3 separate regions of the Homo sapiens genome follow, and all the other regions are linked to region 1. A link is a loop called in an ENCODE intact Hi-C map of the cell type or tissue named here. Cell type or tissue: mammary epithelial cell. All regions are shown on one strand. Links, peaks and the distances in the headings refer to the core of each region. The heading gives the core; the rest is flanking DNA.

Region 1 (10,886 bases), core at 1,006-9,005:
GCCTAGATCTCTGAGGCAAAATCACTTGTCGTTTATAGAAATACACCTACCTAGTCAAAAAATCCAGTTTCTTCGAAAATAAAATTCAAGGAAAAGAAGAGAAAAAGGAAAAATAGTGAGAGAAGAGAGAATCTATAGATTAAGATACCAAAGAGACATGTCAAGTGTATTAAAGACAGAGGAATTAACCCTTAGTAGTCAATATGTAAGTGGAAGTTTCCCGAAACAGGACAGCCTGAGCATATAATAGGGTAGCTGGTAGAGAGAGGAAGCATAGGAGGATCTGGGGAGGAAGTAAACGTTAACTTTGACAACTTGGGCACATGCTGACTTTTGCACATGACCACGGAGATCCCCCAGCCAAGGTACCTGTGCAGCCATTTCCCTGGGGAATAAAGAAACTTCGTTTTTGGGAAAAACTTACTATGTCGAGCAGCAAATGGCTAACATCTAAATCAAGTCTCCCTCACGCTCCCCACATCACATCTCAGGGTGTCTAGTCATTGCTCTTGTGACCCAGAGCAAAAAAATCCATCAAAAAACGATACAAAAAAAAAAAAAAACCAAAGGGCACAGATTCAGGATATTAGACTATAACCTAGAATTGCCAGATATTTTCCCGTCATTTTTTTGCAAAGTTCAGTGAATAACAAAAATCCAAGTAAAGAATATCCAAGACTGGGTGCAGTGGCTCATGCCTGTAATCCCAGCACTTTGGGAAGACAAGTAGGAGGACTGCTTGATCTCAGGAGTTCAAGACCAAGCTTGGGCAACATAGTGAGACCCTGTCTCTACAAAAAAAAAAAACAAAAAAAAACAAAAAAAACAAAAAACCCACAACCTAGCCAGGAATGGTGGCAGGTGCCTATAGTCCCAGCTACTCAGGAGGCTCAGGCAGGAGGATGCCTTGAGCCCAGGAGATCAAGGCTGCAGTAAGCTGTGATCACAATACTGCACTCCAGCCTGGGTGACAGAGCAAGATCCTGCCTCAAATAAATAAATAAATAAAATTAAAAATATCCAGCAGAAAATGGTTAAAATTATTTGGAACAGTTTATTTATTTCTTATAAGACACATAGATGTTAGAAAGGAGGTTTAGAATCTCTTGTTAAAGGACACAAATATTGTGTTCATATCCCAGGTGCTGCCCTCAGCTACCACCTTCCTTTTTCTTGAAGAAAGAAGAAATACTCCCATTTTCACCACACTCCAATTGATGGGATTTATATAGCTTCATACACTTCTCTGTTTTCTGCTCTGACTTATTTTTCTTCTCTTCTAATCATTGATGTTGTTTAGCCCTTGAACCTCTTCTTAAGTTTAGCCCTTGAACCTCTTCTCTTCTTTTGAGAACTCAAATACTTCCAAGGCTTCCACTATCACTCCTAAACTGACAGATCTCAAATCCAAATTCCAGCTTCTTAAACCTCATCTCTACCTTCCTCCTGTCTATTTTCATCTTAGACCAAACACATCCACATCCACCTCATAACCTCTCTATTTCTGTGTGGGCTGCCTCCATTCTCTTTAGTCCCTTGGGTTTTAAAACTTGGCATCATTCTCAATTCATTCATTTTATTTAGCAAGTCAGTTCTACTGAGTCACCCAATTCTCCCTCCCCATTATCTCAATAGTACTCTTCTCTCACCACAGGCCAACCTCTTCAGCTTACACTTGGAGTACAGAAGCAGCCCCCACCTGCCTGCCCTCCTTTTCACTCAATCCAGTCAACCTCACATTCGCAGAATCATCTTTCACCTTTGGCCTGATCACTCCTCTGTTCAAAAATATCTGTTTCTCCTGTATTACAATATCAAGGCTAAACATGGATTTCAAGGTTCTCCATAATGTGTCCTTCTATCAAGCGTACACTTTTACTACTTCTCAATAACATAGTTTCTTTCTTTTGTGTTTGGAATTCCCTCTTCTGCACCGCCACATCTAAATTCTAGCCCTGCTTCAAGGTTCTTCCCAAATTTAAGGCTGGGTGCGGTGGCTCACGCCTGTAATCCCAGCACTTTGTGAGGCCGAGGGGGGCAGATCACCTGAGGGCAGGAGTTCGAAACCAGCCTGATCAATATGGTGAAACCCCGTCTCTACCAAAAATACAGAATTAGCCAGGCGTGGTGGTGGGTACCTGTAGTCCCAGCTACTTGGGAGGCTGAGGCAGGAGAATTGCTAGAACCCGGGAGGCGGAGATTGCAGTCAGCCGAGATCACGCCACTGCACTCCAGCTTGGGCGACAGAGCGAGACTCTGTCTCAAAATATAAAAAATAAAAAAAATAAATAAAATGAAATTTCTTCCCAGATTTTAACTTCTCCACCTAGATTTACATGCCTACATCTCACTCCCTTCTTCTCACCCACCTAGTGAGGTGCACTGAGACATTTAACACAATGATACGAAACTTACCATTTCATATGTGTTCATTTTCTTTCTTCAACTACATGGCAAGCTCCATACAAATAGCGATATAGTTTTCTATTGCCCTGCTATACAGCCCAGGGCTGAAAATAGTAATATATTTTTCAGAGTAAACAAGTTAATTAATCTACTACTTAAATATATTTTTATTTCCATTGATTATAGAGCCAGACACATAAATAATTGATCTACAATGAATAAAAGTGTAAACAAAGCAAATTAAGATTAGCATTTAATTTTAAATATTATACATCAGTTGTATAACTATTACACGTAAAAACCATTTCTTACCTGATTTTATGCAGTCTGATGACTTGCAAATACCATCTAGAAAAAGGAGAGAATATACATAAATATTGGCAACACAAATTTTTAAATTTCTATTTTTCTTTTGTTCTTTTAAAAACTGCCAATTAAATAAGCAATTTCTTAAAGCAAGAACTAAAAACTGAACATTATATATCATTGTCAGTGGTTAGAAAAAATATAAGAAAATAAAATAAGTAAAATCTAAATTTAAAATTTTGATTATGAAGAAAAATGTGTTATTATATCTTCTCTACCAACGAAGCCCCAGGCCTATTAAATTGAAATAATCAGTTGTTTTTGCTTGGTAATCATTTTTTTAACCATTAAACAATCAATCTTTTTTCATCCTTGTTGTAAAAAACTTCCAAGACTCAAATTAAATTTGTTAAATTCCTGTGAAGCCGTTTAGAATTTCAATGACACAACAAAAGTTGACTAATGACTATTACTAAAGCTGGCCATAAAATTGTGTATATTTTAATCAAATAAAACCATACTTTAGATTCCTCATAAGTAAGCGTGAGCGCACTAAATATACTTGCAATTAATAACTTAGCTCAAACATAAAAGGCACCGTACTTCAAAGTTAATTATTTTGACATATTGATGTTACATTTTATAAATGAATCTCTTTGTCAGTCTTTAAGTGCCTCTATCCTTAACACATTCGTTGGATAGATGGTAAAAGCATGGAGGAAGATTTCCTTCTCTTTTGCACTTATGGATGCACAGGTGTGGGAGTAACTCACCATCGTAGGTTGCATAGAGTGCGATCATTGTCACAGCTATGATGGTGAGGAGCAGGACAAGGACCGAGAGGCTGATCTCCAGTGGAGTCCATCGCTGTTTCTTCTTTGGCTTTGGAGTGTTGATATCAGTTATATCCATCTGACTTTCTGACTTGCCCATCACCTAAAATCTGCAAAAAATGAAAATACTAATAATGAAAAACAAATAAATAAAAAAGAAAATGTCCAAATGCTTAATGTGGCTGGATAAAAGTAAAAGGCTCAGTTATTTTAAAATAGAAATACATTTTTGCTGTTGAGAAGTCAAAATTTTGTTGCTGAATGCAAAGTATATAGAGCCAAATGAATTTGACAGGTCTCAGTCACAACCTTTTGTTTTTTGTTGCTGTTGTTTTGTTTTGTTTTGCTTTGGTATATCACTGAAAATCTCAGCAAAATTAGACAGTAAGACTTGGTTAAATACTCAAGTAGGATTAATTCAGCAGTTTATAAGCAAATAATTGCTGTACCATCATTAAGAAAGTTTTAAACTCACCCTTTTGAACTCTGGACTAACATCAATGGTTAATTTTATATCTTGCTCCAGTGGCTTCCTTTATAAGCTCAAAAACCAGTGACTAATACCTTGAGGTTTTGACTAAGCAATAATTTGAAATATTAATATAGATAAACAGCAAAACGAATGAACACATGAAGTAGTTTATTTTAGTCATAAAAACAACCTTTATTTTTACAGTTCAAAATTACTACTACTACTGATACCAGTATCTATTAACTGGTTAGACAACATTCTGAAAATGGTCACTCACTGTACCAAAAGATACCTGAATATCCAACCTAACCACGCCCAATCCCATTTAAGAGGGGAGTAAGGGGGATAAGTAAACAAAATAGTACAAAAAGTTACCAAGTTGATACTTGTAGTCCTGTATAAAGCAGGGTATGCAAAAACATACCTGTATTCCTAAAATCTTTCACCTCAACTGGAGATGTGTTAAAAACTTTAAACCAAAAAGTGGACACTGCCACAGAATAGAATAAAGAATTAGGAAACTGGGGCACAGAGAAGTCAGGCAACGTGTTCAAGACTACACAACTCGTCAATATTCTTTGTAAAGAACACATTTGGTCACTGTTCAAAATAAAGCTGTATCATCATGCAGTAAAAGCGTACTGTAGAAATTTAGGGGGAAAATTAAGGGGATATAAGCCTAAATATTAAATTTCATCAGGGGCCTAGTGACACTTTATCAGCCAGTCTCCAAGGATTAGAACACACAATTTCCATTTTTCTGCATGACTGTATAAAAGAACATCTTAAACTAGCAGATTAGCTGTTTATAGCTCAATACAAATTGCTCTTAGAATTTGGTCCCAGGATGAAGTGGCGGCTCAGAAATGCTCTTATAGTTAAAGATCTTTGTTGAACACACACAATTCTCTAAGGGTGTGTTTTGTGGAAACTGAGGCATAGGAGAAAGAAGAAACATATTCTACATTTGAAGTATGGTCTGGGAGACCCAGCAGAAAACTAGAAATTAACCTTCCCAGTGAATTATTAATAAGCGAACCACAGCTAGACCTTAAAGTTCTGGATACAAAGTCTTAAACATGCTGTCCCCTTGATTACATGAGGCTATAAGCAAGGACAGACTATCAAATAAAAATATTTTATTACACAATGAAAACCGTGTCTGCTAAATAAAAGTGGAATGTAATGTACCTGAATGTTAAAATGTCTTACTTAATGGTTATGTAAGGCATGCTGGCTTAGTCTCACCACCCCTGGGGTTATGATATGGAATTGCATTGATTGTAGTCCTATTTTAATAGTGTATTGGTTGGGCAAAGGAAAGAGGGGAACAAATTTAATAATACTCTGGACACTTTACAGAGAGGTAAACAATAATAATTCTCCCAGTCTCCCCATGTTTCATGACTGTCCTAAAGAACACCTGAATGTTAAGCACATTTGCTAAAGTATTTCCCTTTCCTGAATATTGTTCCCCCCGCATATGTCAGAAGACAATGTAGAGAAATGTTTTACTGGTATAAAAGGACTTTTTTTTTTCTTAGTTCTTCCTTAGAAATGACAGTCAGTGTCCCTGTAAAGTAAAGCGAAGGGGTGAACCAGGGCAGCCTCAGGGTTAAATTACAGGTGCTCTGTGGAAACTCCATGCCTTGTGGTGTAGTAAAGCTAGTGGATAAGCATTTCTTTCTCCCTGTAAGTTACTTTCCCTTGGCTTCTCCTCCTTACCCTTGAGACTGGGTACTGAAGCAGCTGGGCTCTTAATGGGTCAGCACCCAAGTTTGCAGAAACAGTTACAGAGAAATGAAGACAGTGACAGAAGCTGCATCAAAACAATATAATCTTTGAATCACCTGCAAAGTCTTCCTCCATCTCCCCCTCTTGTAAATGCCCTGTAAATTCTTAAAGGAAGTCTTTTGCTCTTAGTAGCCTTTTTTCAAAAGCATTGAGCAAAAGCAGAAATGATGCAAGTTTAATCTCCTAATTAACTTTGTCGTTCATTTCCAGTTAATTCTGGAAGGTTCACAATTTTTCTTTAAGACATCAGGGGACAGTATCTGGAATCTCACTGTGGAACATATGACTAAACCCCAAATACCTGAATATCCAACTTAACCACACCCAATCCCATAGAGAAGAGTAAGGGGGACAAGTAAACAAAAGAATACAAAAAAAAAAAAAATACCAAGTTGAGGCTTATAGTCCCATATAAAGCAGGGTACGCAAAAACATACCTGTATTCTTAAAATATTTCACTTCAACTGAAGATGTGTTAAATAAAAAGTTTAAACGGAAAAGTGGACACTGCCACAGACGAGAATAGAGAATTAGGAGGTCTAAGATAACAAGAACCTGCAAACTTCAGCTCGACAATATTACCAACAGAATAAATTACTATTTTAAGTGTAAGCTTAATTTCAAAGCAATGTAAAGCAGCAATTCTTATACCAGTTGAGCATAAGCATTACTATATCAGACAGTCAAAGCAGGAAACCTGGATAACTGATTTGTTAAAAAGGAAATCTCATTGACTTACAGACTTAGACTTAGCTAAGCAGTTTTCATCTTCACTGCACATTATAACATTAACTTATATCTGCAGGTTCCTGAAGCTGTGCTATGCAATTACAGTTTGTTCTATGGAAACTGAGGCACAGGAAGAAGGAGAAACAGTTTCCATATTTAAACTGTGTCTGCAGAAGCTGAGGACAGAGGTACTCAGGATAAATCATCTTCTTGTTTCCCAGACATTAATTAGGTGTTTCCCAGCCTGAAATACGGAGTTCTGGACACGAAGTGCCAACCATATTACTCCCCTGGTTAGTGCTGCTCTACAACCAAAGACACAGGGTTAAGTCCAAGAAATTACCAGACAATTTTTTAAAGTGCTAGAACCCACAAAAATGGCAGGGGATGAAGCTACACGCCTTCATACAGTCGATTTGCCGACAAGCACTTTCCAAATGCTGACGCTGCAAGTCAGGTACTAGTTTTCAGTTTAATAAAATTGCCATTTGAATCATATATGGGGGAGGAATCGACTTGATCGAGAAGCTAAAGAGGGATATTTGGTTGCAATTACCCTTATTTTGAAACCAGACAAATAGACTGAAACCAGTTAAGAGGTCTTAAACTTTCATCTACAAAAGGACACACCAGCCCCGCACCGACCAACCCTTGTGAGATTTAAGCATTAATTATATAATAGGAAATCAGGTTAAAAGCAAGATGAAGAGGTGGGATAATGAAAAGATCTTCCGGTTAAGAAAAGTAAAAATAGAAAAGTGAGTTACAAATGAGAAAATCCGACAGAAACCAAAATGAAAACAAACCTTGCTTTTTAAAAAGAAGAAAAAAAAATCAGTGTCTGTACAGCAGAATGGCAAATTCCCAGCCCCCAAATCAGCCCCGGTGCAATCTGGTAGCGCGGATCTCGGTAACAAAACATAACTCCCCAAGGCAGAGGCCGCAGGGAACTATGGAAATGAACCTGAAGAGCCAACCTGACGTGACTTCCAGAGCCCTCCTCCAGGTCACCCTCTGGGCCCCTCTCCCTCCCCTCACTCTTCAGGTCCCAGTAGCGGCTCCTTCCCAGGGCACGCCTCCTCCACGGCCGCAGGGTCCTGGGCGCTCGGATCGCGCTGGACCTTAGCTGCGGACCCTGCTCAGCGCACCTCCCGGCAGCCGCTCCCCTCGGCTGGCTCTGCCCTCCCCGTGCCCGTCCCACGGGCTCCCAGCGCCCTGGGCGCTCGCGCCCTTTGGACCTTTCTCCCTCAGCTCGCTCTCCTGGGACTCACCAGTGGGATTCGGGAGAAGTTGGAGGCTGCTGAGCCGACACATCCCGACCAATGAGCGCACGGGGCCGGGTGGCAGTGGCGGGCTGAGAGCCCAGCCAAGCGCCTCTCAGTCCGTGCATCCGCCCAAGGCGCGCGGGCTCCAGGCTGAGGCCGGACTTGGGGGAGGTTCCGGACCCGCCTCCGCCCGGGCCGTGGGGCGACGAGGCACCTGGGCATCCCTCCGACCCGCACCCACAGAGACTCACCGTGACCCCTCAGCAGATCCCGCGCCAGGAGTTGGGCGGCTGCTCCAGCCTGCTCTCGGTCAAGCTTCGCCACTTGCACATCTCCGCGCCCCGCGCGTCTCGGCGCTCTCACGGCCCACCCCCCCCACCCCCTACCCCGCCTCGCCGCTGCAGGACCAGAGAGAGGAGCAGTTCCCTGGGTGACCTGAAGGTTTCCGCTAGGTCTCCCAAATCCAGTCACTTCATGTGAGGGGGCCGGGGAGACGGGGGGCGGGCGGTGGCAATGAAAATGTCCCATCCTCCCCACCCCCCATCTCACCATTCCCAAAAGGGCTTTGCTAAACATTTTTAGAATTGCTTAGCTTCGGGGCTTTCAAGAAAACAATACACGGGCTCTTCGGGATTCTCTAGTCCTGAGGGGGCTCCATCTCTCCCCTGTGGACCGGAGACTATAATGCTTGCCTCTTCTCACGCTCTTCTTTCGCTCTCTTTCCCGCTCCCTTTCCTCCCTGAATCCAAGCTTCCTTCCTTCTTCATTTAAATGTCCTCTCTCCCTCCCTCCTTCGTTTTCTTTTTTCTTACTCTCCCTCCCCGTTTCCTTCTTTCCTTCCTTGCTCCTGCTTTCTCCACCCCGCTTCCCTCTTTCTTCCCTTTCTTTTCCTTGGTCGAAGTACTCTCATGTCAAGATCTGAACTGAAACTCTCCGCTCCCACCTCCTGACTTCAGGGAATCTTAAAACGTGTGTACATCGGAGGTTGAGGGTGGGGAGTGAGAAAGAGAAAAATAAACTAAAGTGTGTCTGCTCTACCTACTGAAATCAGCCGTAATGCGCCTGGACCCTCACAGTTTAATGCAAGCAAGCAGCGTACCCCTTTCACTCAAGACACAGCGATTCCTCCTCAAAGGGGTAAATACAAACAAGGAAATAAATACTTTAGGCACAAAGGCAGTTTCTTTGTAAAAGCTACCTTTAGCAGCTATAATTGCCAAGGAGCTCAGAGGAACTAAACTTCCTTTTTTTTTTGCTTCCAGTGTACAAGTACCTTTAATACTGATCCCTTTCCTCTTTTGAATCACAGGTAATTACACACACACACACACACACACACACACACACATACACACACATATTCACACTCCACTGCGGAATTCATACTGAAATAAAACTGGGTTTGCAATTATCTGTTTTTAATATCAAAATGATTTGCTGCTTGAGAAGAGTCCCCTTGTGCTAAAAAATTTTCCATCTTTTTCATAGCAGAGAAAGCTGAAAAGCAAGGAGAAAAGGTAGTTCATCCTAATAAGTGGAATACAATGGAGAGACATTTCCCCAAAAAGCTAACCAATCTTTAAATAATTCGATTAATATAGAGGAAAAATGGAGTGTGTAGACCTAACAAGTGCTATTGACGTCTATTTACGCTTTCTCTGTGCATCTTACAGACACTATTTAGTCCTCACAACAATCCCGAAATATTGGTGTTTTCACTCCCACAAATAAGCATGCGGGGCTTGACTAGCGCCCTGGAAAGCATCTCAACTGGAATTTTTTTTTCCTACAGAGTCTCGTGCTGTCGCCCAGGCTGGAGTGCAGTGGTGTGATCTCTGCCTCCTGGGTTCAAGCGATTCTCCTGCCTCAGCCTCCTGAGCAACTGGAAATACAGGCACGCACCACCACACCGAGCTAATTTTGCTTGCGTGTGTGTGTGTGTGTGTGTGTGTGTGTGTGTGTACTTTTACTTTCGGGGTTTCTCCATATTGGCCAGGCTGGTCTCAAACTCCTGGCCTCAAGTGATCTACACACCTCGGTCTCCCAAAGTGCTGGAATTACAGGTGTTAGCAATCATGCCTGGCGGTGAGGACTCTTTTAAAGGAAAAAAAAGGATTTACTTAAAATGTATGACAAAAGAAAAAAAAAATGCCTACTTAGAGTTAATTTTAGACTCTGACTTTCAGCTGATAGTCGACAGTATGGATTGGTAACTGGTTTCCCAGAACAAATATTTTTTTCTTTTTCTCTTTTCTTTCTGTTTTTTGTTGTTGTTGCTGTTGTTCGTTTTTTTTTGTTTAGATGAGGGTCTGACTGTGTTGCCCAGGCTGGTCTCTAACTCTGGGCTCAAGCAATCCTTCAGCCTCAGCCTCTTAAGTAGCTTGGACTACCCACATCTCCCTTACAATATCTTGATTTCATTAAAGTTGATTAGAAACTTAGGGTTTTTGTTGTTGTTGTTTGTTTGTTTGTTTTTAAATCAAGAATGCTAAATCTCCTCCCAGAAGTTTGTGCAAGTTTGAGATAATTTTTTTAAGGGATCTTAAAGAGTCCCCAACTATTTACAGTAAGTAAATTTAGACAACTGAGGCTTACTGAGGTGGTCCAAGATCACTCAGTTTGGCCACTTATAGGAATGGAGGAGAAAGTAGCCCTCCTGGTGGCCATACATAAGTTATTAAGAATGGAATGCATTGGTTCTAGCAGTTTGCAGAATGGATCCTTAAAAACCACTGTGTGTGACACAAATGCTTGATGAATTTTTTTAAGTCCTTTAAAAATGCTATAGTGCATTTTTATATGCACCATTGAGCCAGCAGGCAAGTAAAAGAAAATCTTAGAAGCCAAAAACAAAGAGAGCTGTCAGAGGCATTTGGACCAGAGCAACTCCATCTTGAATAGGGGCCGGGTAAAATAAGGCTGAGACCTGCTGGGCTGAATTCCCAGGAGGTGAGACCTTCTTAGTCATACGATGATGTAGGAGGTCGGTTGGCACAAGGTATAGGTCAGAAAGACTGTGCTGATGAAACAGGATACTGTAAAGAAGCCAGCCAAAACCTACCAAAACCAAGATGGCCATGA
Region 2 (10,886 bases), core at 1,309-9,308, 110 kb after region 1:
TCTTGGCCTCCCAAAGTGCTGGGATTACAGGTATGAGCCAGCGCGCCCGGCCTGATTCTTTTTTTTTTTTTTTTTTTGAGATGGAATCTTGCTCTGTCATCAGGCTGGAGTGCAGTGGCGCAATCTTGACTCGCTGCAACTTCCCCCTCCCGGGTTCAAGCAATTCTCCTGCCTCAGTCTGCCTAGTAGCTGGAATTACTGGCGTGTGCCACCATGCCCAGCTAATTTTTGTATTTTTAGTAGAGACAGGGTTTCATCATGTTGGCCAGGCTGATCTTGAACTCCTGACCTCAGATGATCCACCCACCTCAGCCTCCTGAAGTTCTGGGATTACGGGCATGAGCCGCTGCACCCAGCAGCAATTCTTTAAAACAATGCATACACTTAAATTTGAAGCTTAGCTGGGAGATTTTTGGATATGGTCAAGAAGATATAGGAACAATTTAATGAAGTTTTGTAGGCCAGTTGCTCTTTCATGTTCACAAAACAGTCAAGTGCCACTAATCGCATTTTGACAAACAATGAACCACATATACAACTATGGTCCCATAAGATTATGGTATTTTTACTGTACCTTTCATATGTGTAGATACAATTAGATACACAAATAGTTATCAAATAGTTATCATTGTGTTACAATTGCCTGGAGTATTCAGTATAGTAACATGCTGTATAGGTTTATAGCTAAGGGGCAATATAGCCATATAACCATATAGCCTAGGTGTGTCTTAGGCTATACCATCTAGGTTTGTGTAAGTATACTCTATGATGTTTTTACATCAACAAAATCACCTAATAATACATTTCTCAGAATGTATCCTTGTTCTTAAGTGATTCATGACTATCGTTATTCTTGACTCATCCTACTCTTAAGCCTTTTAACTGAAATACATTTATATTTACTTATTCAAAGTAGAAAGATCTAAGAATTGAATGTTCATTATATAATTATTTCAGAGATTTTTTTTCAAAATAATATTTGAAAATACTATGTATTGAGTCAAAATCTTGTTAAGATAAAAAATAAATGCTGGGTCATCTACTGTAATTATCTCAAGGGTAATTAGTGACATAGCTGAATTTAGAACTTAAATGTGGGAAACTACAGCTCATTTATCCCTGCGCTGTATGATGCTAAAATCAGAAAACCCCTGGAAAGTTACTATCCCCACTAAATTGTCTATATGACGTTGGCCCTGCTAAAAGATGATGAAATGTTCTCTGTGCATGGTGGTTCTGGGCCAATCTGATTAGACACAAGTAACAGCCATCACCCAGTTCTGTTTCAGGAAAAGACCAAGATTGCTTCTTTAAGAAAATATCGTCTTTTAACAATTGTTTAAATAAACAGATTACTTTTCAAGTACACTTCTGATTTACTTTTCATTCAGGTAATCTTAGATATATTTCCAGTTGCTGTGGCATATTAGATAGTTGCTTCTTTCCTAGCTCCATAAATAATTGTTGAATTTGTTGCATGGATGCATTTTATTTTTCTTTGTAGCCTCCCAAGTACCTTACTTGGGCCTTTGCATACGATAGTGGATGGTCGAATTAAGTTGGCATGGGATTCATTCTTTCTCTCTCTTTTCTTCTTTTCCATTTTCCTTTCTTGTTCTTCTCTTTGTCTTTTTACATCTCATTTTTCACCTTCTCATTCCTTATTGGAAATAATAAATCATTTTCCCAAAGCCATTTTGCCAATCACCCTAAAATTTATTTTCTGTAATTTTCCCAGCAGTTTGACAGGTTCAGTACATGTCATGTTGAGCAATTTTTAAGGAAATGTCAGTTATCCCTTATAAAGCTCAGCCTTTTAGAGTTTTGATCCAGGAAATGTATTAGTATTATTCATAGAAACCAGTTTTCATGGCCAATTTTAGCTCATTTGGCTATTCATGCCATCAGGTAAGTAAATATTTCTATTGACCAGGCCAGTCATGTCTGCTCTCCCTCTGTGCATCCAGAGGTCCAGCAAGGAGAATGTAGAAAACGATTTTCTTCTTAGCTTGTAGAGAGATTGGAGTAGGCATTATCCCACATCACATAGCAATGACTAATGACAACTTGAACTGCTGGATACATTCTACTTCCATTCCTAGATAGGTTTAGAGACAGATGACTTACGGAAATCTCACAAAAGGAAAATGGGTTTGTATGTGTATAGACTTATTGTCAAAATACAAAAGGATTCCATAAATTGTTATGGATTGAGTGACTTGAACAAGGATTTAAAAGGCATGTTCACCAGATAGTTTAGAAGAAATATAAACATTTTTGAACTTCACTGTCAATACTGATTGATTTATTGTTTGCAGAGTTTTTTTTGTTGTTGTTGTTAACTAAGGCCTCAAAGACTTTTCAAACAATAATGTTTTATGTGTTCATGGTGCTTTATAGTGTATACATCACATCGCCACTCTCTTGTTTAATTATCATGAAAACCATATAAATAGAGGTGCCATTTTTACATAAATAACATAGAGATATGAGATTGATGTGTTTTACTAAAAATTCCCTGGGAATTTTGACTTTGGTACTATAGGACCTTAAGAATTTTGGAGTCGGCTGGGCATGGTGGCTCACAACTGTAATCTCAGCACTTTGGGAGGCTGAGGCAGGCAGATCACTTCAGGTCAGGAGTTCGAGATCAGCCTGGCCAACATGGTAAACCCCGTCTCTACTAAAAATACAAAAATTAGCCAGGTGTGGTAGCGTGCACTTATAATCCCAGCTACTTGGGTGGCTGAGGCAGGAGAATCACTTGAATCCACGGGGCAGAGGTTGCAGTGAGCCGAGATTGCACCACTGTACTCCAGCCTGGGAGATAGAGCAAGCCTGTCTCCAAAAAATAAAAATAAAAATAAAAATTTGGAGTCACTGTGAGATATACATACACAATATACCTACTTTATATATATATATGTGTATATATATATGTTTGTGTGTGTATATATATATATTCTCACACATTTATCATCAAATAGGTATATTTGAGGTTTGTTCTCCCCAGCCAGGTAAGGTAATATAGTGGGAAAAGCATGGATTTGGAGTCTTAAATCCTGATTCTATCAGCAGTATTGTCTTGCATTAGTTACTAATCTCCCTGCATCTCATTTTCTCATCTAATAATAATAACAATTATTCTACTCTTAGGAGTACATTATGTAATGTAGATAATGTGCCTGAGATGGAATAACCATCAGAAGAGTCCATTTCCTACCTGGATTATTTTGTACAAATGCATCTAGATGATCGTTCCCAATCTCTTCATTAATGAATGGCACCTTTTGAGAGACAACCAGTTAATGTTGCTCTCTGTGGCCTTTGGGAAAGAGAAAAGTAACTGGTTTATGCCAGAATTAAACCTGGAACTCTAACCTAATGAGCAAACAGCAAAGAAGGCAGATCAATTGCAGACGTGAGGTGATTCATCATTTAGACCCTGGAGGTATGCCTTGGGACTCAACTATCTCCCTCATATCTCTGAGACACCAGTGTGAGCTTGGACCCCTCTAAACATTCAGATCTATTCCTATTCCAGCATACTTGTGTCTCAATTCACTCAGTGCAAAGGCGAGAAACTTAAGCTGTAAACAATTTGAACAACTATGGAATACACTAGATTCTATCTTGAGTTTTGTTTTGCTGATTAAAAACTCATACTGAAAGAGAAGTTTGATTGTAGAAAGAACTGACATGAATTCTTTGGAAGAAAGTTTAATAGAAAAAGTTCTCTCTCTAATTTATTGATGGCCGTGAGGAATTGTGGGTGAGATTTTAGCCATCAGTGGACATATAACAGATATTACTGAGTGATGAGATAGTGAGTGATTGTTTAAAATCTTTACTTCTTTGTGCTTCTCCATATTTCTTTCAATAAAAAACATGATGAGGGGGTACAATCAATCAATGAATCAATCAGTACATATGAGAAAGAAAGACTATTTTGTGATTACTGTTGGGATAGAATAAAACACATTCCCTGAATTCTTAGGAATTGCATTTAATGGAGAGCATTTTTGTCCTATCTATGTTCTGAGCCTTTTTGCTCAGAAGTTAGATTTTCTTTTCCTGAAGCAGCTCTTTCTGCCCATCCATGGATCTCATCAGCACAATCTGCAGGGTTTGTATGCAGCTGGCTTTCCCTGTTTTTACTTCTGAATGGGTGGCTTATTTCTTTCCAGCATTTTTTTTTTCTGATTGACCCAAAATGGGTGCAGATGTGGTAAGCACATGCTGAAAGTTGTTGAATATTATTTTCACCCTTATGAAAGGCCTGACATAAGCAGTTTCAGATTGTGTGAATTCTTAATTCTGCAGTGGGCTTCCAACAGTGGTTCTGTTGCCAGTGATAACAAAAACCTGGGAGAGACCTTGGGCGGTAAACCACAGACTTAGTTCCCAAGAATTGAAGACCTCATATGTTCCTTGGTATGTGATCTTGTGAAATGCAGAGGTATAAAATGAAGTTTTGACTTTCAAAATTGGTCCTAGGGACTAAATTATGATGTAAGGTATTTTCCCTATATGTTTTAGTGCATACTTGTAGAAATTGGCTTCTGTTATTTTCTTGTTTACAACAAAGATCATCTTTTTGTGCCATTTCTGAATTTTGAATTTTCTTTTGGTTCTTTCTAATACCTTTTTGTTAGTGGCATGTTGTATTGAAGAGCCACTAAACTGGGAGTAAAAAAAATCTGCCTGTTTCTCTCTTGTTTTGTGAAACAAGTATATATTGTAAATATATAATTGCTGAAAAATAAGGATAATATTATATTCTACCTAACTTTTGTACACAATAGCTATTCACATTGCTCAAAAGTTGTTTTTCAATACTTACGGAAAACATTTAATTAAACAGAGTTAGCTTGACTGTATGTATTTTTTACTTTGGGGTCTAAAACTGTTCATTCCAGAGGTTCTAGGAAGATGAATTGTTTTTTTAACTGGGGAAATTAAAGACTTACTTCTTGATAGAGGATCATCAAGGAATGGATTACATTTGTATATTTCCTTTTATTTCTGGTAAATAAAAAATTATAGGAGGCCATTGTTTTGAGCTACACTCCTACACTAGACCCCAACAGATCAGACTAAAAATCAAAACGGAGTCGCTCACGCTGTGGTTCCACATTACCAAACCAAAACTGAGTGGTTATCTAACCTTTGGAGAAGCCCAAAAGGAGAGATAACAGCTTAATTTCCCAAACAGACTGGTTTCAATCTACAGGATAATGAAGTTCCCTCTGCCTTTAATCTTTAAAGGGAAGGTAACCTGAAGTAACCTGATATTAAGCAATCAGTTATTTCTCTATTGTTTCCCTGTTCCTGCCTTACAAGGGAAATAGCTTTGAAATGACCAGTCACATTTTGTTCTACATTTCTGCTTTCTTCAGTTCTTCTCCGTCTATAAAACCAAACCCTTCCACTCAGCTTATTGGAACACTTATTCTATTTTATGGAATGAAGTGTTGCCCAATTCTAAAAATGCAATAAAGCCAATTGAGATCTTTAAGATAAATTTGTTGTAGCTTTGTCTTTTGGCAGATCTAAGCATACAAGGGCTAGATTAATGCACTCATTCATTTCCTTATTTAACAAAATTGTATTGAGTGCTTTCCACATACTAGGTACTTTGCCAGGGCCCAGGGGATACAGAGGTCAATTACAAAAACAGTCCCCGTCATATTGTCTGCAGACTAGTGTAGAGATGGACAAGTTAGCTGTTGCAGTAAGAGTGCATTAGTGGAACACCTGAACCTAGATTTGGGGGTCAGGAAAGGAATTCTGAGAGGAAAGTAGAACTGAGAAATAAATAGAAATTATTCAAGCCTGTGTGTGTTGAGAAAGAGAAAGTGGCAGTGTGTGCATGTGTTTGTACTTTAAGGAAGAGAAAGAGACAAGCACAGGGAGAGAGAGAACGTGAGTACACACTAATAGCTTAAGTCTACATTTGGATTGTATTAAAATAACACCAAAAGCTGATGGAAACTCATGCCGCGATCGTCATTAGGCTCTTACAAGCTTGCTGGCCAGTTTCAAAGTTTGCTTTCTTGGAACACATAAAGATAATTTAATAAATTTTCCGTTCGGGGTAGGAGAAAGTTAATAGACTACTAAAGGGCCTAATTTACCTCCCCGGATTAGATTAATCAGACTTAAAATAGGGCATCTAAGATGCAGATGCCATGTTTAAAAGTATACTCTGTGCAATTCCAGAAGAACAAAGTTTTCCAGAAAGCATTAGTGTTTGGTCAATGTAATAAGACTAATTTCTCAAGAACCTCACACCTAGGTTTCAGGTAAAAGGAAAAAGAAAAAGTAATGATGATTCTGTTTTTCCTTCTCAGGCACATTTTTCAATGCATTAGACTGTTTGGTTTGGATGGTGCAAGGATCAAATCTATGTTGTAAGAGGAAAGCCAGATGATCTTTCAAAATGCATCTAAAATTTCTTCAGCCAACTCAAAATGAATGAGTCATGTTGACGTTATACTAGGGAGCCATGTCTTAAGCTAAATTCCTAATCCTTACATGATACTGTTTTTAATCCTTTGGCCTATTTCCCGAACTATTCAGTTGGACTCTTGTGCAGTGTCATTTCTCACACATCTCAGAGCCCAAGTGGACTTCTTGATGGAGTTGGCTTTACATGCCGTGATGCCTCCTTAGCATTTTGTAGAAAGAAATAAGATCCAATCCAGTTTCAAAACACCCTGGTTTGGGAGGATTCTGAAGTTCCCTAAGACCTTTAAAATGCTTTAATTTCAATTCAAGGATGGCAGCATGAATTAATTATTCAAAAGACAAAGGATGCCTCTAAGTGATCCTTCAAACTTGGGATTTATTAATTCATTCAAGAGATATTTACTGAATACTTATTATGCACCAAGCACTCTTCTATGTATTGCAGTGTGGCTGAAATCCTAGACATACCCAGTGCTGAGTCAGAATTTCAATATAATAAGACACACTCCACTGATCAATATATATTAATAAAAAATAAATAAAAATAAAAAATTCCATCAGTTGAGTGTTTCAAATGTTTGGGACAATCAAAATCTTGGCTTTGCCACTCAGTAGCTATGTGACCTTCAACTTCTTTTCTCTGAGCTGCCGTTGTCACATTTCTTAATTGTGTCCAACAACTACTTTCATGAGAGGAATGGAAGAGATTGGCTGTAACAAGTCAAATGCAAGGGGAGCTGCTTTGAGAGCCCTCAACTTGCACTGTTCACCTGTCAGGTTTTATCTTTCAGGGGTCAGCCAAGCCAGTGGGAAGCCTACGACATTCCCCTGGGTCACTTAGTGAACTCCTACTCTTTCATCAGGCCTCACTTGAACATGACTTCCTCCAGAAGCCTTCCCAGACATCTTTGGTGAGTATATGTGCCTTATATGCATTTCTAGGGTATCCTATCTATCTGTATCATAGCATTTGCCACAATTTAATGTGATGGATGTCTGTTCTGTCTTCTATCTTTCTACGAGAGTCTATGCTTCAAAAGGGCAGAGAATGAATGTGTTCTGCTATCTATTTTAGTTCCAGTATTTAGAAGGGTCTATTTGTTATTGTTGAATGAATTAATGAATGTGTATCTGTATCCCACAAGCTAAATAGAAATTTATGAATGAGATAAAGGTGCATATTGGTCTATATTGTTTGCCTTGCACTTGTATACATGTAATTTCAGTTAAGCCTCAAAACCACTCTAAGTGGTGGAAGGACAGACATTTTGATGCTTGTGTGCTGATGAAAATGAGGTTCAGAGGGTAAAAGGATTTTTCTGTGTTTGCAGAGCTAGAAAGTCAGAAGAGTAGAATTGGAACCCAGCTCAGTCTGATGCCACATCCTTTGTTGTTTCCATTAAATCAGAGAATTTCTTAGTGCTGAGAAACTATTCTGGAACTTACAACAAAGGCAAGTGGGAAGGGAGTCGCCTGGAATTTGATCTCTGTAGATGCCTTTTTCATTTAGTTTATTTTTCATTTTTATCTGTTGCTTTGCTCTTATCAAATACAGATAAATAGCAGCTGCTACTGGTGCTGTTGATTGCGATTTCTGTTTGAAAATGGAATCTTGAGCATCTGTTCTCTCCTTTTATATTTTACTGTGAGAGAAAATCTATTTTTTTCAAAAGGTAATTCATACACATGGTAAAAATTTAAACAATATAAAAACCTATTTTTAAAAAACATATACTCTTGAGTATTTCTGTGTACTTTGCTTTCATCACTAATACATCTTTAAGTTTATTCCATATTGGTACGCAAAATACATATTTCATTATTCTAATGATTACATATTACTTAATTCAATTTGTAATACATAAATGGCAGTTTACTAATATAACCATATAAAAAGTAATCTAACAGAAGTTACAATGTTTTATCAGGTGAGCACTACACTGTTATTTTAATACTTGCCAGTTAAATCAAGCAATGTGACTGCTAAAAGTAGAATTCCCATACAGTAGGAAAGCACAATTTATTTTTATAATAAAAGCAATAAATGTGTTTAAAAATTTCAATCCTTTATTGTGAATCACTTGTGGCCAAGTATCACTTAGAATAAGAGTTCTAGAACTAAAAGTGTCTTTAGAGGCCTAGTACAGTTTGTTATAAGGAACACTGTGTGTGTGTGTGTGTTTGTGTGTTTGCATGTGTGTAAGACTATTTAGAAAAGTAAGCTTATATAAAGGTACAATAATGTCTTGTTTATTGAGTATCTACTTTGAGTCTGGCATATCATCAACATTTTATATCATTATCTTATTGCTTACAATCTTAGGGATAGGTACTATTATCATTTTTATTTTACAGGTAGGAAACAGAAATGCAAACTCTTTCTGATTCCAAATCCTATATTTATAACCACAGCACATTATTTGGTCTATTAGATGTAAAACAACTAAATTCCAGAAATAGTCTCCGAGCCCACCTACTTAGCCTCAATCTTCAATCTTGGAGGTCCCTGAAGGGGCTCCTCTAACCTTTAAGGTTTTTCACATGTTTTTACAATTGTTTCAGAGCCCATGCCAGGGTTAATAATCAGCCACTACTTACTGAAAACTGTACCAGTTTTGAAAATATTAAAGTACTTCTGAACCATTTAGTAAATAACCCTCTATGACCCAGCTACTCTCTAAGACTGACTGGTTGTTGTGGATTGAATGGTATCCCCAAATTTTGTATGTTAAAATTCCATTCCCCAAGACCTCAGAATGTGAACATATTTGGAGATAGGTCTTAAAGAGGTTAAAATGAGGCCGTTAGGGACATATCCTAATCCAATATGACTGATATCCTTATAAGAAGAGGAAGAGACACCAGGGATGTGTACCAACAGAGGAAGGGTCGTAAGAGGATACAGTCAGAAGGCAGCTGTCTGCAAGCCGAGGAGGGAGTCCTGAGGGGAGATCAAACCTGTGGACACCTTGGTCTTGGACTTCTAACCTCCAGAACTGTGAGAAAATAAATTTCTGTTGTTTAAGCCACCCAGTCTGCAGTATTTGATTATGGCATCCCTAGGAGACTGATACACTTGTTTCTCTCATAATCTGGAAACTAAAGAGCTGGTTCCTGGCACACACCAGAGGCCTCCCCAGGGGAACTTGCTCTGGTTGGTTACTCCTTGTGACTGTGGACATTTTGCTTGTTTTCAGCAATCTATGCTGTAATGAATGTTCTTGTACATATGTCTATATATTCATCTGGGGATATATTTTAATATACATTTCTAGAAATAAAATTGCTAGGTGGGTTGACTTAGAAAATAACTTCATGTATTTTAACATTCTTCATAAAATACCTTTAAAAATTCATCTGGGCAAAGCTACATTTGTGAAAGACACTTGTGTATTTGTTGTGCTCATTTTGGTTTCTTCTTGATGCTAATAGCTACCTTGCCTTTCAAGGGAGAAAAAGTTTCAAAGTAGAAAATATTTCAAATGCGTTAAGTAGAGGTTTGAAACATCCCATAACCCGCTAAATGAAGCCCAAAGCCACAAAGGGCAGAAAGGTCTAGGCAGCTCTGATAATGACTTTAAGTGGGAGCAAGGCTGCAGAGCACCATTGCTGAGAATAAAGGCTTAACATAATGCCTTTCTCCTGGGCATCCTTTGCCCACAAAACTTACCCATAATGACAGTTTACATTATGTTCATTCCTTCAGGAATAATTACTGTGCCTCCATGTGGAAGTTTTCTCATTCCAAAGAAGCAGGATCATCCATCATATTAATGTGATATGGTTTTGCCAGATGCCAGATGAATTAGCAAATGGTATTCAACATACACATTCATCAATTCTGACTAGTGCATAAATAAAATCATAAGGATATATCTTTGGAAAATACTGGTGGGCATTGTCACAATATTTTAAAAATTGTCCAGACAGGTATATTTTTCTCTTAGTCACTTGAAACATTTAGAATTAAATTAACTTTTGTCAAAAGATGGTTCTTCTTTAATATAAATTGAAAAAGGCCAGAGGCAGAAATTCTCCAAATTGAGGATATATCAGAATCACTGAGGGTATGTTAAAACACGGATTACTGAGGCCAGGTGCTGTGGCTCACACCTGGAATCCTAGCACTTTGGAAGGCCCAGGTCAGGAGTTCGAGACCAGCATGACCAACATGGCGAAACCCCGTCTCTACTAAAAATACAAAAATTAGCCACGTGCGGTGGCGGGCGCCTGTAGTCCCAGCTACTGGGGAGGTGGAGGCAGGAGAATCACTTGAACCCGGTGGGCGGAGGTTGCAGTGAGTTAAGATTGTGCCACTGCATTCCAGCCAGGATGACAGAGACAGACTCTGTCTAAAAAACAAACAAACAAACAAACAAACAAACAAACAAAAAAACCAAAAAAACCAAACACAG
Region 3 (10,677 bases), core at 2,661-10,660, 320 kb after region 1:
ACCCATACCAGCACCTGGAGCTTCCTGCTCTGCTGCAGCAGCCTGTGTGTCTGACTTGCAGTGGCCAAACCCCAAACTCACTCACATACCCCTTGTTGCTCCACATTTAACTTGCCCTTGGCAGATGTGGGATCCAGGTCAGTAGTGTGAGCCAAGCATAGCCTGCCAGGCTGAGTGGGCAGAACCAGCCTAGTGGGCCTCAGCAAAACTCAGGCAAAGGCACCACCAGCCAGAGGTTTCAGGCCAGAAAAGTGACACCCCAAAGATCCTGAAACATAACCTGCCAATATCCATTGATGCCATTATCCAAGGAAGGAAAGAGGACACTCAGAGTTCAGTGTTTGTTTTATAACATGCTCTATGACCTTTCTTTTAGAAGGTTGTGTGGAAAGAGAGAAGCCAAAGCCATCATGTAAAAAAGGCAATACTTTATGTTTTATTCACATTAATTCTTGCAAACAGCAGGAAGCAATTATCAGTTGGAGAGGAAGTATTAAACATAAAAGTTTTATGAGTGACTTCGTATGTACAATAATTTATGACATTAGATTCTGGCAGTTCCAATTTTCACTCCTCCATTTTTAATTGAAACAAAAAAATTTTAAGGTAATAGAAAGCAAAACATTTGGGAAAACTTCATGAATCTTTTTGATATCATTATATCACACTGTCACACGTTCTCACACTATTATTTGAGGTTCACTCAGTTATACTTACGGAAACACAATTTAGGAAATAACCTATGATTAAGAAAGAATCATCCATGAGTTTTTTTAATACTAAGTGAAAAAAATGATTCAGCCCTAGTATTTCAGATGCCATGGAAATGGGGAAAGTTTTTATTTAGTTTTAGTTTCATATTAGAACTCTATAGCCAACAGTTTAAAATCTGGAATGGGACTAAAATGTGGTCTAGTTCTGCCTTTTTATTTAACAGATGAGGAAACTAAGAATTGCAGGTGTTGAGTGACTTAGGGCAAAACTAGGTTTAAAATCACTGTTTAGGCAGGCCTCCCACTTGAGATCACCTAAGGTCAGGAGTTTGAGACAAGCCTGGCCACCATGGTGAAACCCAATCTCTATTAAAAATACAGAAATTAGCCAAGTGTGGTCATGCACGCCTGCAATCCCAGCTACTGAGGAGACTGAGGCATAAGAATCGCTCGGACCTGGGAGACAGGGGTAGCAGTGAGCCAAGATTGTGCCACTGCACTCCAGCCTGGGCAACAGAGTGAGATTCTGTCTCAAGAAACAAACAAACAGAAGAAAGAAAACAACAACAACAAAAACACTGTTTAATCCAGTAAAACTTTCTCAAGTGTTAATATAGTATAGAGAATGGGAAACTATTTTAAATCAAGTCCTCAAAAGTAATTGCAACAAAACCAAAAATTGACAAATGGGAACTGATTAAACTAAAAAGCTTTTGCATGGCAAAAGAAACTATCAACAGAGTAAACAGACAACACACAGAATGGGAGAAATTATTTGCAAACTATGCATCTGAGAAAGGTCTAATGTCCGTAATCTATAAGAAACGTACATCAACAACCAGAAAACAAATAACCTCATTAAAAAAATGGGCAAAGAACATGGACATTTCTCAAAAGAAGATATACAAGCAACCAACAAATATATAAAAAATGCTTATCATCACTAATCATCAGAGAAATGCAAATAAAAGCCACAACGAGATACTGCCTCACAGCAGTCAGAATGGCTATTATTAAAAAGTCAAAAAATAACAGACGCTAGCTGGGTTGCCGAAAAAAGGAAATGTTTATACACTGTTGGTTGGAATGTAAATTAGTTCAGTCCCTGTAAAAAGCAGTTTGGAGATTTCTCAAAGAACTTAGAATTACCATTTGACCTAGCAATCTCATTATTTTATATATATATATATATATATATATATATATATATATATATATAGAGAGAGAGAGAGAGAGAGAGAGAGAGAGAGAGAGAGAGAGAGCGAGAGAGAGAGAGATTATATATAATAATGAGATTATTATATATATTTAAAGGAAATAAATCATACTACTAGAAAGACACGTGCACTAGCAGAAATCATCCTAGGTGCCCATCAGTGGTGGATTGGATAAAGAAAGGGTGGTACATATACACCATGGAATACTACACAGCCATAAAAAATGAAATTATATCCTTTGTGACAACATGGATGCAGCTGGCAGCCATTATTCTAAGTGAATTAACACAGAAACAAAACCAAATACCGCATGTTCTCACTTATAAGTGGAAGCTAAACATTGAACACACATGGAAATAAACATGGGAGCAATAAACACTGGGGACTACTAGAGGTGGTAGAAGAGGGAAGGGAGCAAGGTCTGAAAAACTACCTGTTGGGTACTATGCTCCATACCTGGTGACAGGATCCTCTGTATCCCGAACCTCAGCATCATGAAATACTCCCATGTTACAAACTTGCACATGTACCCATTGAAACTAAAAGTTGAAATTATTTTTAAAAATAAAAGAAGCCTCTTTGGAGAGTCTTAGAAAGGGGATGACCTATATATACATTTATTTTGTAGATTTTTCTTAACCATGATAATGTATATATTAATACTTCTTATAATTAAAGCTAATTTTAAAATATTTTAAAAGTAAACAAACAAAAAAGAGACACTGATAATGAATGAAAAATAAACTTAAATATTGACAAAATTTTTAAAATGATATGTTTTTCAGTCCCAGCTCTGAAACTGTAGTTGGAGGGCAAACCATTTCATCATTATCATACACCATTTCTGTATTGGTAGGATAATGATCATAGTTTTTGTTTCACAGACTCATCATGAGGAGCAAATGCAATGATGTATGTAAAGGCTCTCTCTGCAAACTGTAAAACACTCAAGAATATAACAAATTATATTTATACAATAAATCTTTAGCTACAATGTAATGAAACAAATTAGCATTTATTGAGCAGCTGCTCTATGCCAAGATATTTTTTGTATGGTATTTTATTTTACCCTTATATCAACCCTTGAAACAGATGCTATTTTGCAGTTTGATAGATGAAGAAGACAATGAAGCTCAGTGAAATCTATTTAAATTTCTCTAGGTATTGTGGCAAACAAGTGAGGAAACAGGATTTGAAACTACATTTATTGGTGATGATTTTACCAATGGAATTTCCACTACTACGTAATGCATTTGGTAGTCATAGAAAAGAAACCCATTCTCCTCATTTGTGATAACTTGGATGAGGAAGAATGAGGACTAGGAGACATAAAGAACCTAATGGACTGAAATGCTGACATGACTTGCTTTTTTTTTTTTTTTTTTTTTTTTTTGAGACAGTCTCGCCCTGTCACCCAGCCTGGAATGCAGTGGTGTGATTACGGCTCACTGCAACCTCCACCTCCAGGGTTCAAATGATTCTCCTGCCTCAGCCTCCCCAGTAGCTGGGATTACAGGCACACGCCACCACACCCCGCTAATTTTTGTATCTTTAGTAGAGAAGGGGTTTCACCACATTGGTCAGGCTGGTCTTGAACTCCTGACCTTGTGATCCACCCACCTTGGCCTCCCAAAATGGTGGGATTACAGGCATGAGCCACTGCGCCCAGCCACTGACATGACTTCTATTCCAGGTAATGAGGTACTCCAAGTGAGACAGAATTGTATAGTAAAGGTTTTATAACCTGTGATCTGAATCGGGGCTAGATGAAAACTTGAGGGTACTCAGGAAGGATTCTAAGCTGGTCATGTTGGGTAGGTTAATAATTGGTGCCCCTTCAAATATTTGTTCTTTTAGTATTTGGTCAATAATTTCAGGGTCTTGCAGCTTAACTGCTCTGTAGAGAAGGGACAAAGAAGCCCTATATATTAGGTGATAGGGATCAATCTCTCCTCTCTTGTCCAGAACAATTGAATTTGCCGCAAATTTAGATACTCTTTTTACCAAAAGAAAAGCACTAAAATTAGCCGGAGCAATTCGATTTGAGTTTGTCTGAGGGGTGTGTGTGTGTGTCTGTGTGTGTGTATGTGTGTATGTGTGTTTGTGTGTGTGTGTGTGACTGCACATGCAGTAGGAGGGAAGGAGTGGGTGAACTTCTCTCTATCTCATTTTAAATTACTCTCTAGGAGAGCAGTTTGGGTAAATAAATTTTATTTTAATACGGCATTAGTAATTCACCACCTCTCATAGATTAGTGCTCCAACAATTCCTTGTTTTAAATTAAAGTTTGATTCAAACCAGATAACGGGGAGATTTTGAAGTTTTGAGAGCAAAGTGCGGTGGAAGATGCATATAAAATGATTTTAAAAGTACAACATTGGGGCCAGGCATGGTGGCTCACGCCTGTAATCCTAGCACTTTGGGCGGCTGAGGTGGGTGGATTGCCTGAGCTCACGAGTTCAAGACCAGCCTGGGCAACACGGTGAAACCCCATCTCTACTGAAATACAAAAAATAGCTGGGCATGGCAGCGGGTGCCTATAGTCCCAGCTACTTGGGAGGCTGAGGCAGGAGAATTGCTAGAACCTGGGAGGCGGAGGTTGCAGTGAGCTGAGATCATGCCACTGCACTCCAGCCTGGGCAACAGAGCAAGACTCCATCTCTAAAAAAAAAAAAAAAGGACAACATTGGGCAGGGTGGGGTGGTGGAATAGAGAGGAAATGGAAGCTAAGAGACCACACACACAGAACTGATTAGGGCCAATGATTAGCAGGATTTAAATGGAAACAAAAGAAAACAAAACAACCCCTCTGAATTTTAGACCTATTTCTTCCTCTTACAAGCAATGTGATTTTAGGCAAATCTCTTAACATAGTTTCATCGTCTAAACCCTGGGGATTAATATTTAGTGTTTTTGACACACACACACACACACACACACACACATATACACTCACCATTTATCTTGCAGCAAGGAATAGGTACTTTACAAATATTACCTCATTTATTCCTCATAATAACCCTATGGAATAGGTACTACTATTATTTCATTTTGCATATGAGGAAACTGAGGTACAAAAAGTCAGTTCATACAGCTAATAAGTGGCAGAACTGAAATTGGAATCTTGGCAGCCTGTTTCTAGAATCTGTATTAACCATTGGCTGTAACAGCCAATCTACAGAATTGCTGTGAAGATTAAGTGGAGAAGCTTACATTTTCCAGAAGATAATTTTTTTGTTTTTTTTTAATTGCTTTCAACATATTAAGTTTTTGTGGACCCTTTGAGACTCTGGTAAAATCATGAACATTATATACCAGCAATATCCACACATATACATAACATAAAAATTTACATAGCATTTCTAAGATTTCAAAGACCTCCAAAACTCCATTCAGGGACAACAAGTTAAAAAAAAGCCTGAATTTAACTTGGTTGGGTCTCCTTAACCTCACTGTCTCCCAACTAGAAGGTGAAAATAGTGATCAACTTCCCAGCTTCCAGTTCTAAGGGCTGAGAGGCCTACACATAATTTGAGGATAGGTTCCATACCACTTCAAACTGCTTAACAACGTGTTATTCAGAAGTCCTGGTTTGAGTTTGCTTTATAAGTATAAATTTAGAGCTAAAAATGGAGTGGAGAGAGAAACAGTTTGGTCAAAGTCTTTGGTCTTTGTAAAATGCAAAATATTTGGAAAATAGTCTGGAGGGGTTGGTGGCATTTAGCCATTCTAAGTGCCAAGAATCACATCTTGTCAGCTCTTGCTGATTCGCCGTTGACCTCAATGACCTCTATGTCCCTTCTTCATTAGAGCACACTGGGAGAGTGAAAGGATGGCGCCATTTGGGACCACACTAGGAAAAACAAATTCTACAAGTTGTACATTTCATCATTTTTTTTCTTCCACTTAAAAATCTTGACAAAGGTTTATCAAGTTGCTTGAAACCCCATTATGATTCAAATCAACAAGTTCTACAGAGAAAACCCACTGAACAATTTACTGTGGCTTGTAATATCTGTTCATATTCTTCTTAGCAGACACAACAACAAACCTCATTGTTTACCACTGGTTACTGAGACCAGAATAGGTAAGAAACAAAAGCCATCGTCAGATTTGTTTTGTTTTCCAGTTGGTTCTTTCTTTGAAAGAAAAACAACTGTCTTTTAAATCAAATCCTTACCCTTTTTTCTACTTCATTATTGGTAGGTCCAATTATAATTAATGAGCAACTAATGAACATTCGTTAACTTAGACAGTAATATTTTTATTTTTCTTTGGTTGATTCAAGAACAGCTACACAGATATTTACTCAAGATTATGAATTTAAAAACTTGACTAAAGGTGAAAAGTTATGACATAAAAGAAATGCCAAACATCTTTTCGTTTAGTAGCATAAAAATGCTATCAAGCAAGGGCATAATCTGAATTTTTTAAAAATTGATGTAGATCATTGAATTTGGCAAGAAGAATTTGTGTGTGTGTGGTGGGCAGAGGTTTAAATGGGTCAATGAGTTAACAAAGGCCGGTTCCTCACTGTCTGAAATAATTTACCGATTAAAACTCCATTCACCTGGTCAAACATGTTCTATCAATTTCAATCCTGTTTTGAAATTAGAGGTTTGCTCAACTTGAAAGGAGATTTATAAATAATTTATAAGCATTGATATCCATGCATCAGAGAAAGCGTAGAGAGATGAATTAGCCCTATTTTAAAACTTAGTAGTTAGAGTTCCAAATAAAAAGTCTCAAGGAAACACAGTGAATTTAGTAAGTTCCCAGTTAGCCAAAGCTATTGGCTATTGGCTGAATATCTGGTTCTTACGTAAGTTTACTCTGCATGTGACCTACGTACATTTATGTAAATTTACTTACATAAATTTGAGACAGTTATCAATACAATAGTACTTACATGTAAGAAAGTATTTAAGTTAAAGCAAATACTTAATGGTTCTTTTCATTTTAGCACTCACTGAAAATCAGGCATTTCAAAGTAACACCAGAATGTTTATATCTTTTATATTAAATAGATAGACAATTTAGCCAAAATCTTATTCTGTACTCTGCAACTCTGCTTAGCATATTGTTCAAACTATACAATGACAAAATTCCATTTTAAAGAAAATTAAAGTAGGATAAATTTAAAGAAAATTAAAGTAGGATAAATTTAAAGAACAATGAAAAGACTACAGACATCAATACTACTATATGAAAATTAAGTGATACCCCCATAGAATGTTTATTCCACTATCACATTTAGAGTATCAAAAATTCTCTTGGGAACAGAGATTACAGTATTTTGAAGCAAACTTTCAGTTTATAATTCCTTGACAAGTACAATTTATTAGCAGAAAAAATATTTTGAAAAGGATTTTGTTCTTTTTCTTAACATGAACCACAAAGTGCTTTTCTGTCTTTTTCTAGATACAGGCCTACATACATTAATTTTATGTAAAACCAGCTCCCTCTAGTGATAACAATAATGTTTCCAGCAAGAAACGAACCGGCTTTCTAGATTATTTATATAAAACCCTTTGAAATTGAATCTCAAAATAAACACTTGAGAAGATCGACTTTTATTATAGAGGATAAAAATTCTAATAACCTTCCAAGTCATTTGTTAATAGTCTTTCTTAGTTTAATGCTCTTTTAAACATGTCAATACGGGGAGTGACCCTGGTGTTCAACTTGTTCTCTTTGCTCACTGGGAAAGCCAGGCCCAGAAATATAAATGCACTCTGGTATGTTCAATAAAAATCAGTTTACGTTTTTTTTTTTTTAAATCCAATAAAGAAGCTTATGATTCAATAGAAAGATATGATTTTTAAATGCTAATTTCTGTACACAGACATAAATATCACTATTTAAATCAGCACTTTAAATATCCAGTTGCTTTCTTTGATATCACTGAGGATGAAAACTGAATTGTGTAACTTTAGCAATGTAAAACATCAGACAGCTGTTGAAGAATGAACTCCTCACTGGAACTCCTGAAGTTTGGCTATGGTTGGTATGATGTAGAACAGTAGTTTTTAATTTTTGCTGGAAAACACTAGTTAGCAAATTTTTTTGTTTTGTTTTGTTTTGTTTTGAGACGGAGTCTTGCTCTGTCGCCCAGGCTGGAGTGCAGTGGCGCAATCTCGGCTTACTGCAAGCTCCGCCTCCCGGGTTCACGTCATTCTCCTGCCTCAGCCTCCTGAGTAGCTGGGACTACAGGCGTCTGCCACTAGGCCGGCTAATTTTTTTGTATTTTTAGTAGAGACGGGTTTTCACCGCGTTAGCCAGGATGGTCTGGATATCCTGACCTCGTGATCCTCCTGCCTCGGCCTCCCAAAGTGCTGGGATTACAGGCGTGAGCCACCACGCCTGGCCGTTAGCAAATATTTTGGGACTTACAGGCCACGTGGTCTCTGTCGCAAAAAATTAAGCTCCGCTGTTGTAGCATGAAAGCAGTGATTGATTTGTTTGTGTTGAATCACCCTTCTATCCCTGAGATAAATCCCACTTGGTCATGATGATCTTTTTAAACAGGTTGTTGAATTTAATTTTTTTAGTATGTTTTTGAGAGTTTTTGCATCAGTGTTCATAAGGGATAATGGCTTGTAGTTTTCTTTTTTTGATGTGTCTTTGTTTTTGGTATCGGGGTAATACTGGCTGAGAGAATGAGTTTGGAAGTATTTTCTACTCCTCCATTTTTTGGAATAGCTTGAGTAGAATTGGTATTATTTCTTCTTTAAATAAAGATTTAAATTCTGCCATGAAACCATGGGGTCTCTGGCTTTTCTTTGCTGGGAGACTTTTTTATTTTGGCTTCAATCTCTAGTATATTTTATATTATTTTATATAGTTGCATAGTATATTTTGTATACTAGTATAGTAGTATATTTTGTATATTTTATATTGCATAGCTGCCCAGTATATTTTGTAATATACACTTTTTTAGATTTGTATAATGTTTGTAAAAAGGCAAAAATTCCAACACAAAAATGGGCACAAATATAAATAGAATAGTCACACAATAATAATAATAATGGCTCTTAAATATAAAGAAGTGATCAACATCACTCATAATTGGAAAAAAATTAAGTTACACTGTATTTTTTTCTTTTTCTTAAATTGTCTTTATTCTTTATATTTTTTAAAAAATTTATTTTTAATTTCTGTGGGTACATAGTAGGTGTATATATTTATGGAGTACCTAAGATATTTTGATATAGGCATACAACATGTAATAATCACATCAGGGTAAATGGGGTATATGTTCCCTCAAGCATTAATTTTTTTGTGTGACAAAAAATCCAATAATAATCTTAATTATTTTTAAATGTACAATGAAGTTATTGACCATAGTCAACCTGTTGTAATATCAAATAGTAGTTCTTATTCGTTCTTTCTATCTTTTGTACTCATTAAGGCATTCCCACTTTTCCCCCACAACCCCTACTACTCTTCCAAGCCTCTGGTAACCATCTTTATACTCTCTATCTTCATGAGCTCAATTGTTTTAATGTTTAGCTCCCACAAATAAGTGAGAACATGTGAAATTTGTCTTCCTATACCTGGCTTATTTCACTTAACATAATGACTTCCAGTATCATTCATGTTGTTGCAAATGAAGAATCTCATCCTTTTTCATGAATAAATAGTACTCCTTTGTGTATATGTACCACATTTTCTTTATCCATTCATCTGTTGATGGACACAAAGTTTGCTTCCAAATCTTGGCTATTGTAAATGATGCTGCAAGAAACATAGAAGTGCAGATATCTCTTAGATATACTGATTTCGTTTCTTTGGGGATATACCTAGCAATGGGATTGCAGAACCACATGGCAGCTATATTTTTACTTTTTGAAGAACCTCCAAACTATTCTCCATAGTGGTTGTACTAGTTGACATTCCCAGCAACAGTGTACAAGGATTCCCTTTTCTCCACATCCTTGCTGGCATTTGTTATTGCCTGTCATTTGTATAGAAAGCATTTTAACTGGTGAGATGATATATTATTGTAGTCTTGATGTGCATTTCTCTGATGATTAATGGTGTTGAGCACATTTTCATATACCTGATTGCCCTTTGTATGTTTTCTTTTGAAAAATGTCTATTCAAATCTTTTGCCCAATTTTTTTATCACAGTATTAGATTTTTTTTTTTCCTATTGAGTTGTTTGAATTTCTTATTTATTCTGGTTATTAGTCCCTTCTCAGATAGGTAGTTTGCAAATATTTTCTCCCATTCTAAGGAGAGTCAATTCACCTTGTTTGTTTCCATTGCAGTGCAAAAGCTTCTTAACTTGATGTGATCTCTTTTATCCATTTTGGCTTTGGTTGCCTGTGCTTGTGGGTATTACTCAAGAACTCTTTGCCCAGACCAATGACCTGGAGTTTTCCCCAATGCTTTCTTTTAGCAGTTTCATAGTTTGAGGTTCTAGATTTAAGTCTTTAATCCATTTTTATTTGATTTTTGTGTGTGGCAGGAGATGGATGTCTAGTTTCATTCTTCTGCATATGGATATCCAGTTTTCCCAGCACCATTTATTGAAGACACTGTCCTTTTTCTAATGTATGCTCTTGGCACCTATGTCAAAAAATACACTGTAGATGTATGAATTTATTCCTGGGTTTTTTATTCTGTTCAATTTGTCTGTGTGTCTGTTTTTATGCCAATACCATGCTGTTTTGGTTACTATACCGCTGTAGTATGGCTTGAAGTCAGGTAATGTGATTCCTTCAGTGTTGTTCTTTTAAAAA

What was found. Hi-C counts contacts between places; a loop is a spot of excess contacts. Peaks named below come from ENCODE experiments on the same cell type or tissue, not always from the same donor. Only the 100,000 strongest peaks of a DNase experiment are listed, where the experiment ranks them.
Region 2: it touches region 1 in a loop (4-fold over the local background); 3 of 110 quality-filtered maps call a loop at or near these places.
Region 3: it touches region 1 in a loop (6-fold over the local background); 3 of 110 quality-filtered maps call a loop at or near these places.

The regions. Positions count from the first base shown.
Region 1 is chr3:155,076,927-155,087,812 of GRCh38, reverse strand. MME (membrane metalloendopeptidase) reads right to left here and starts at 7,494. Exons shown (of 23, transcript NM_007289.4): 1 at 7,347-7,494; 2 at 3,486-3,655; 3 at 2,719-2,754. The coding sequence starts at 3,645. In mammary epithelial cell, for the core only: a CTCF peak has its summit at 5,232; a DNase peak (open chromatin) is centred at 7,812; H3K4me3 peaks cover 3,488 bases.
Region 2 is chr3:154,966,599-154,977,484 of GRCh38, reverse strand. It overlaps LOC105374171 (a long non-coding RNA gene), which reads left to right and starts at 7,220. Exons shown (of 5, transcript XR_001740568.2): 1 at 7,220-7,382. In mammary epithelial cell, for the core only: no CTCF peak of the experiment used is centred there; DNase peaks (open chromatin) are centred at 5,384 and 6,464; H3K4me3 peaks cover 173 bases; H3K27ac peaks cover 2,331 bases.
Region 3 is chr3:154,755,191-154,765,867 of GRCh38, reverse strand. No RefSeq gene overlaps it. Among named protein-coding and RNA genes, the nearest start is that of MME, 320 kb to the left of the region's middle. In mammary epithelial cell, for the core only: a CTCF peak has its summit at 7,406 (motif pointing left); no DNase peak of the experiment used is centred there.